2 separate regions of the Mus musculus genome follow, and region 2 is linked to region 1. Evidence: chromatin contacts called from ENCODE Hi-C or POLR2A ChIA-PET data. All regions are on one chromosome and are shown on one strand. Each heading gives the region's core, a stretch centred on a gene start or an enhancer-like site at or near the end of the contact. The rest is flanking DNA. Distances are from core to core; before and after follow the strand shown. Region 1 holds the start of 1500026H17Rik (RIKEN cDNA 1500026H17 gene). Region 2 holds the start of Actr6 (ARP6 actin-related protein 6).

Region 1 (4,488 bases), core at 684-3,183:
GCAGTCAGGTGGGATGCAGCCATATTTCATTAATGGTTACAACCTTTACTGCATTTCTTTCATCAAATCGTCACAGAATCAAGAACATACTGGGTGCCTAAAGAAGGTATGTAGAGAAGGAAGAAGAACTGGAAGAGACTCCAAGGAAGACTAATATTTAGAGCAGAGATACTTAAATGCTTGGCATTCGCAGCCCTTCTTCACCAGAGGAAGCAAAAGTGCCTGTGCTGTATGTGAAGAGGAAAGTTCGCTTACACCTCCTGCCTACCTCACTTAAAGCTTGCTCTGCCTCTTGACCTACCGATGACTTAATGTAATCCTGTTTACAATAAACAGAAAGCTCTTGGATTAAAGGTATGTGCTAGGACTGAGCCATACCACAACTAGAAACAGGTTTTTCTTTTTTTCTTTTTCTTTCTTTCTTTTTCTTTTTCCTTTTCAGCAAGTAACACAATCTCAGAGGTTCACAGTGTGTTCAAATATCCTGTGATAGCTATTCTCACATGGTCTGCAAAGGATTAGGTTTGCTCACTAGGATTCTGTCAAAATGTTTAATTCAGTGTTTCTTGGTGCGTTGGCAACCTTGTACAATCACTGCTATCATCTAACCCCAGGCCATTTTATCACTCCAAAAAAGAGACTCATGTTTAGTAGAGATAAACTAGTTCCTCCTACCCCAGTAAAATATGAAATTAAAGCATGTAAGAAAGAAAAAGTTGAAATATAGAGAACATGATTTCTAGATGTTTTGTGTGCAGAATACAAGAATCTAAGCCTTTCCTTTCTTGACCACGAAGAACTAGAAGTAACATTACCAACACATAACTTATAAGATGCTCTTGGCAAAAGGACAGAAATAAAAGTCCACCCTTCTGGGGCTGGAAAGAGAAGGCTCAGCTAGTGAGATGATAACTTTCTAAGCATGCAGATCTAAGTTGGATCTCCTGAACATACATTAAAAAGCCAGGCTTGGTGGTGGGTGCTCCTAATTTCACAGCTGAAGAGATAAGAGAAAGGCAAAGCACCAGGTTCTATTTAGAGACCTTGTCTCAAAAACATGGACAGCTCCCCAGGAACAACTCCTAAGGCTAACCTCTAGCCTCGAGCTTTTCTGGCGTGTGTACATACAGCTGTACCTACACAAACATGTAAACACACCACACAAACATGTACACACACATACACACACACCCCATAATCCTCTTCCCTCTTCTCTTCCTCCCCCTCCTCCAATTCTTCTTGTAATAGAATCTACCCTATTACCCATCTTAAGACATTTTAACCTGAACCAGGGACAGAGCAGAGACAGGAGAGGCAGGGTTAGGGTTAGTTAGGGTGGTAGTAGTCCTACTACTATGTACGGGTTACTTGGATGGATAGCAGGGAGACAGAGGCTGTGCCCAGTTTCACCTAGGTATATTTTTCAGAACAATTTACTTCTTTCATTAAGCACGTAAGATAAATAATCTTTGTTGCTCTAATTGTGGAACTGTGGCACCGGGGTTATCTGAGAATGTCTTAGAAACGCAGAGCATCCGATCCTACTTGTGCAGCAGAATCTGCACTTTAACACGGCCCTGTGTGAGAAGCACGGCTTTTCTAGGTTCTAAGGTCACTTAGCAGAAAGTCAGAGAAAGCTGAGTCCTATGTAATCAGTCACTAGACCAGCAAGGGCAGGTGGCCTGGGAAACAGAAAAGGGGAGGGGCCTCACAACCAGAGCTGCAGTGTCCAGCCATCAAGTCACTGTCAGTCATCTCCAATATACATTTGGTTACCTGTCCTCATTATCTTGGAGAATCCCCTTCTATGGTTCCAGAAACTCGGGCTTCCTAGCCTGGGGCCCCGGAAAGCTGGTCTTGCCCGCGAAGACTAGTGATCAGAGTCACAGGTACGGCTGTCAGCAGAGGCCCGGGCTGGCTCCACCCCCGCCCCGGGAGCCCCGCCTCACTCCGCCTCGGGGAGGGCGGAGGGAAGCCAAGCCTTACCCTTCCGAACCGCCCGGAAGTGACGTCATGCAGGAGCGGGCAGGTCTTTCGGTGCTCTTCCCCCTACCGTGCTCTTCTTCCCTAGTCCCTTCCCTCCCTTCCCCCTTTACTCCTCGATCTCGGGGTTCTGCGGACTCGGGGGTGACGGAGGAGATGGAGTAAGCGTTCGGTGGCGGCCAGGAGCGCGGCCCGAGCAGTCACAGCCCGGAGGCATTGAGGGAGCCGGCGGGGGACCGGCCCCAGCACCGCCCCTCCAGGTAGCCGGCTGCGAGGTGAGTGACCTGTCTCGGGCACCGGGCGACCTGGGTCTGCGGCCAGCTTGCGGGCTACGGGTCTCCCCGGGCCTCCCGGCTGCTACTGTTGCCTAGTGACGGGCCGGGTCGGGCGGGCTGGCGGTGGGTGGCCCGGGAAGCCGGATCCAGGTAGCGAGAAGCGGGAGGGAGCGGATCTCAGAGGCCGGTGACTCTGGGCGAGGCCTTCGGGCGACGGGAGCCCCGCTGCCTGGGTCATTCTGCTGCTGGGAGAGTCCCCAGAGCTGGCGCAGGAGCTCGGGTTTCCGCCGTGGAGATCTCCGTATCCTTTTGGGAAATTGGACAGTGCTCCGGGACTGCTGAGACAGCCCCCCTCGTTTCTGATACTTGGTTCCGATAGCTGGGGTCACCGGCTAAGGCCCTGCACTTCGGACGCCTTTCTCTGATGGTAGTTGTCTTTCTGGACTGGACGGTTATTGTGTGTGTGAGGTGGGTGGGGCAGATAAGGTTTGAGAGAAAGAAATCCCCATGGGGGCTCCAGTGCGCCTGTTTAAGCTACAGAAAAAGGTTTAGACAGATAAAGCTTGCAGAAACTTCTTGGGATTCGCATGGACGCGTTACCTGTGATCAGTAATTAAGGACACACAGTGTTTCCCTTTCTCAACAGGATTGAAGAGACTCCAGACCAGCTCCTTAAAGTGATTTTGATTGTAAATTATCAGCTAGAGGTTTTTCTTTGCACATCAAAACCAGGGATTGTGTGATGACACTTTGAAACGCCGTATTTAAGTTTTCTGAGTCGTGCGCCTCTGTTCAGAGAAAGCAATTTAACAAAGATGCTGTAAGTCAGTCAGCCATTACAAAACCCAAGCAGTTCTGGTGTTTGCTTGGAAGATTCTTTTTCGACTTTGAAGGCTTTCCCCTCCTTAATAAAGGTTGGAGGAGAAGGGGATTGTGGTTATGCAAAGGAAAGGAGCCTAACTGAACACATAGAGCTTTATTCTGTTCAGATATACCTACGCACATGTGAAGATCATTCATTTTGTCTGTCAGAGACGATTACATATGTAATACAGATGTGTTGTAATTCCATACAGTAGGACATTGCTATACAAATACATTCTATATTTGGGAATTAAATCATGTTGACATAGTTGAAATTTGTGATTTATCCTCTCAAAAAAAAAAAACCAAAAAACCAAAAAAACTCCCCAAAACCAGGTCCTCGTACATGTTTTGATCCTATTTTATAGGAGTTGAAATTTGTTAAGTTCTTATTATTCCTCATTCGACATCTTTTATGAGGTCCTATTGATGTTTGCCTTTTAAATATTGAATCTTCATCTTCAGCACCACCTCCTTGTTGCAGTCACATTGGTCTCTTGCATCTAGAGGGCTTGACACCTGTGGTCTCTGTGCTGGGATGGACATCTCATAATATAGATCTGATCACAATGGCTTTACCTTTTGGAGTAACTGAAATTCTTTTTTTGTTGTTTTTGTTTTTGCTTTTTTTGAGACAAAATTTCATTGTATGGCCTTGGCTGTCCTGGAACTCTCTTTGTAGACCAGGCTGGCCTTGAACTCACAAAGGCCTCTGCCTCACAGAGCCTAACTGAAATTCTTGATGTCTCTGTAAGGCCCTCTTGTCTGTTGGTCTAGCTTCATCTCTACAGTACCTTTGGCATTCTTTTCTTTCCCGGTCGCCACATCCATTGTCTATCTTTCTGTTCCTCCTCCAGGCACATGGCTCTTGGTCATACTTCCTGGACGTGTCCACAAGAGCCCGGAAATGTTGTTCTTTCATATGCTCCAGGTTAATGCCTGCTTATCATTCAGTTCACTTCAGTAGTCTTTGATCAGTATAGATTCTCCTTATTAAGTGTTCTCCACTGCAGCTCTCATAGTTACATTCATCACTTCCTGATACCGTCCGTGTGCCTGTTTGTTAACTGAGTGAACTCACTGAGCGCTGGCTAGATGCGCCAGAAATGTACTGAGTATTCTAGATGGATCATCATCTTTAATCGCTACCACAATCACTAGGAAGTACTGGTGACTCCCTCCCTTCTCATAGATGAGAAATTGTTAGGTGTGTTAGTAAGGTTCTCTAAAACAGAATCAGTATATATTATATTAGAAGAAGACTATTAGGTTAGCTTCTGCAGTAGGGGCCAGGCGGTCCAGTATTGACCATCTGCATGCTGGAGTGGCTAATCTGGCTACTGCTCAGTTCCAGAGGCTGCATGCC
Region 2 (4,446 bases), core at 380-2,879, 46 kb before region 1:
GGGCTATGTTAAACCCTATCTCAAAATAAATATTAAGCAAACTAAAAAAAATGATAACAGTATCTATTGACAGGTAGGTGCTTGACTTCTAACACTAATATTAAACCATTCTATAACATAGTGAGAGTCATATTAGTTTATTTTATAATTTAGATAACCCAAGGGTCATTAAGTTGCTTAAACATTTTTTTCTTTTTTCTTTTTTTTTCTTTTTTCTTTTTTTTTTTTTTTTTTTTTTTTTTGAGACAGGGTTTCTCTGTATAGCCCTGGCTGTCCTGGAACTCACTTGTAGACCAGGCTGGCCTTGAACTCAGAAATCTGCCTGCCTCTGCCTCCCAAGTGCTGGGATTAAAGATGTCCGCCACCACCGCCCGGCTTAGTTTAAACATTTTTTTTAAGATTTATTTATTATTATACATAAGTACACTGTAGCTGACTTCAGATGCACCAGAAGAGGGTATCAGATCTCATTACAGGTGATTGTGAGCCACTATGTGGTTGCTGGGATTTGAACTCAGGACCTTCGGACGAGCAGTCAGTGCTCTTATCCTCTGAGCCGTCTCTCCAGCCCGCTTATATGTTTTTAATGTCATAGTCACAGTTTAAAATTAGAAGGCCACACTCTCATCTCTTTATCTCCTGGAGTTTTAAACACTAGTTAATACGTGTAAAGAAAGTGAAACAGCTTACTCTCTCTTTTTTTTTTTTTTTTTTGTTTTGGTTTTGGTTTTTTTGAGACAGGGTTTCTCTGTGTAGCTAACTTACTCTTAAGCATGGCTGTGTATTCATTTATATCAGATTCATTACCCGAGATTATTTTGTAGCAGAGTCTACATTCCAATCAAAACATTTTGAGAGAGACTCTCTGTATCGTGTATGTCTGGCTGTCCTACGTAAACCAGGCTGGTTTTGAACACCCAGAGAGCCACCTCCCTCTGTCTCCCGAGTGCTGGGATTAAAGGCGTGTACCATTACGCTCAACTCCAAAACTTTTTCTTAACATTATGAAACACAAGCTCTCCGTTGTACAGAAACACCCAGGAACGATATCTAATTCCAGGAGTCAGAGCAGACAAGGAACATGTCAGATGTCAAGAAGTCCTTTGTAGATAGGATACATAAATAAGTAGCGGAGAACAAGCAGGGGGATTCGTTGGGGAATGTGCAAATAAGTTAAAGCACAACGCAGATAACAACACAGCCCATACATAATTTATTGTGACCAAATTCTATAACCTGATGACGAGTGCCAAGAAATGAAGGTGAGGCTGAAGAGACTTCGTATCCAGTTCCACGATGCGTATGGTTTCATACTCAATTCTTCAAGGCTCGGAGTGTCTTAACAACTCTAATCAGATACACGCACACGCAGCCCACCAAAGGGCTCACAAAAAGCTTCCACTCGCCAATGTGCGCAGTAAAGAAAATCAAAAGAAATAAAGTACTTAGCAGTTTCTACTACGGAATGTCGCTGCCACCGAAAATCGATGCATTTGAAAACTGGATACAAGCACAGGAAGGGCTGCTCCGCTGCTCGACTTCTGGCGTACTCCGTTGTCAGGGTAACCGGAAGTTTACGCCACGGCCACGCCCCCATCGACCATAGAGTACCGGAAGAAGCCTGAGCAGAGGAGATTCAAACAGTGGGAAAGCGACTCCGCTGCAGCGTGGTGCGTGCCGAAATGACGACCCTAGTTCTGGATAATGGAGCTTACAACGCCAAAATCGGTTACAGCCATGACAGTGTCTCGTAAGTGGTCGTCGTTCCCGAGGGACAGGACACGTACGCCTTTTAACTTGACAGACTATGCTTTCCGATTTGCGTGATCCACAGACGCCATCGCGCGCCTCCAGCCTCAGTCGGGGGATGCTCAGTTTCGAGCTGGGTTCGTTGGTTGGTTTGATGCTTTGAACTGAAATTGACTTTGATTTTTTGTTTGAGGCCGCGGGGCTGCGGAAGTGAATGTATGTTCCGTTTGGTAACGGGAAATAGGCTTCTCGAGATTGACTGAGGAGACTAAAGTTTATGAAATTTCAGAAATAGTGGGCAACGTTTCGCCTTTAGGGGAACACGATTATAGGTTTTCATCGGATCCTCAAAAGGTTCAATGCCCCCCAACCTCCCAAATAGTAAAACCCACTTCATTAGAGTCCAGGGAGTTTGAAGGCATTGGGGAACCAAGTTGAATAACCTGGTTGGTAAAGTCAGGAACGCTACGGTGGCATCTTAAGATGTGTTTTATAAAATGTATGTTTGAATAAATAGTAGACTTTCACAGTGCTAGAACTGAAATCTAGGACTTTGCGTAGGTAATTAGTACCTTCCCACAGAGCTACACCCCCTGCTGCCTTGCAGCACAGCGTGTAATCCAGGATGACCTTGAATTTAAGATCCTCCTGCCTCCACCTCCTGGTTGCTAGGATTACAGCTGAGGGCCACTACTTCAGAACTCAGTGGGCATTTGACTGAATTTTTTTTTTTTAATGCTATGTTGAACTCTTGCACGGTGGACAAGCACAACATTACTTCTTAGCCCAGCCCATATGACCAGATTCTCATATGACCAGATTCTCACAGCTTTAGTGGTGATGGAAGCCATTTATATATAAGGCTTCCACATAAGTTTTTTTTTTCCTCATTAAGAACTAGGTACATGGGGCTGGAGAAATGGCTAACCCGCTCATTCTGCTCTTCTAGAGGGCCTACGTTCAATTCCCAGCACCTACATGGCCGCTAACAACTGTCTGTAACTCCTCTCTTTCTCTCTCTCTCTCTCTCCCTCTCTCTCTCTCTCTCTCTCTCTCTCTCTCTCTCCCTCTCTCTCTCTCTCTCACATACACACACACACACACACACGGTGCACAGACATACACGCAGGAAAAATACCTGTGCACATAAATACATAAATAAACAGATGCATGTAAATACATATAGAACCAGATTTTCTGTTTTGTTTTTAATGTGCTGGAGAATGAATTATGGGCCTAGGACATGTTAGGAAAGTGCTGTGCTACTGAACTATATAGCCTCCAAGCCCCTGTGGTTCTTTATTGAGATAAGGTCTTACGCAGTGGCCCAGCTGGGCATTGTGTATCCTAAACTGGCCTCAAACTCATGAGAGTCCTCCTGTCTCAGCCTCCTGAGTGCTGGAATTGTAAGCATAACCCATCATTCCTGGCCCCCTGATCTCGTTAAAGACAAATCAAGGCCCACAGCCAGACTTTACACAGAGAGTGAGAGACCTCGGAACATTCAGCTCTAAATGGTTTGTCTCCAGCAAATCCGTCCCCTCAGAGCCAGAGGGGACGGAGGACAGCAAGATAACCAGGCCTTCTAAATCAACATGAGCAAAGGTCATGAGTCCTCAGAGACTGAAGCCCTGTGCACACGGCCTGCACAGCTCTGCATCAGGTCCTGTGTGCTTATACTCTAGCTTCCAGTTTAGTGTGTTTCTGGGACTCCTGAGCGTGTGAATGAGTGGGTCTCTGATTCTTGTGCCTTCTTGTGGGCTCTTTTCCTTCTCTTTTGTCTTGTCCAGCTTCAATGTGATAGTTTTCACTTTGTCTTTTATTTTGCTATATTCTTTTAAGAAATGAATGAATGAATGAATGAATGAAAACCTAGCCACTAAGAGTAAGAGTTAACTGAATTATCATTTGTACCTGCTGGGAGACGGAAAGTAAGTTTCCTCCAGTTGAGTGAAGCTGGGTATATCACTCACTCCACAACAGGCTTCATGATCAAGTGCAGTTGATCAAAATATAATGGACTTCACAGAGTTGTTGAAGGGAAGCAAGGTAAATAGTCAAGGGTAGCAAACCAGCTAAGTATATTAGAACACGGGACAGCTTCTTTTAACTGTGACGTTAGGATCAAACCTAGGACCTTAAGCCTGTGCTTTACAACTGAGCCACACCAGTTTCTTCTAAGAGGCAGCATCTCATAATATCGTACAGTGTCGCACAGGCCAGTTTCCAGCTCCTGCCTCCAGTGATGGTCTTTTCCTCAGGTGCCCAAATATCTGGGATTACAGGCAATATAACACTGAGCCCAGCCCATGCTGATTTTAAAATCATACCTCCCAAGAACATTTAAAAAGGCAGGGGGAAAAAAAAAACAACAAAACCCGTTGCTAGTGAATAGTAAGTGAAAGTAGGTGCAACCTTTTTATGGTATTATCTCAGTATCACCATGTATGTGTGTCTGTGAGTTTGTGTATCCATGTGTGGACATGGGATGGTCTTCCTATCTAGACTGAGCTCGTGGAGGTCAGCATTCATCCTTAAAGGTAGTGTAAGTAGTTCTTAACTTGGTCGTCTGTGGCAGAGTGCGCCAACATTTTGAACTTGGCGTTAAGAATGTGTACCTTAAAGTTTGAGGGAAGAATTAGCTAGAAATAAGGACTGCCAGAGACCATGATCTTCAGTCTTGCTAAGAGAACATTT

Evidence for each region. Hi-C counts contacts between places; a loop is a spot of excess contacts on that map. ChIA-PET counts read pairs that join two places held with the same protein, here RNA polymerase II (POLR2A).
Region 2: a loop to region 1 is called in a map of gastrocnemius, with 7 times the contacts of the local background. The contact joins the promoter of Actr6 here to the promoter of 1500026H17Rik in region 1. A Hi-C loop is called at or near these places in 11 of 37 maps with a recorded cell type or tissue (T-helper 17 cell, T-helper 2 cell, gastrocnemius and 2 more). POLR2A ChIA-PET finds 5 or more read pairs at or near these places in 3 of 5 experiments (Patski and embryonic stem cell).

The regions. Positions count from the first base shown.
Region 1 is chr10:89,683,808-89,688,295 of GRCm38, reverse strand. It overlaps 1500026H17Rik (RIKEN cDNA 1500026H17 gene), which reads right to left and starts at 1,933. Exons shown (of 3, transcript NR_130956.1): 1 at 1,777-1,933. It overlaps Scyl2 (SCY1-like 2 (S. cerevisiae)), which reads left to right and starts at 2,002. Exons shown (of 18, transcript NM_198021.3): 1 at 2,002-2,258.
Region 2 is chr10:89,729,478-89,733,923 of GRCm38, reverse strand. Actr6 (ARP6 actin-related protein 6) reads left to right here and starts at 1,629. Exons shown (of 11, transcript NM_025914.3): 1 at 1,629-1,750. The coding sequence starts at 1,683.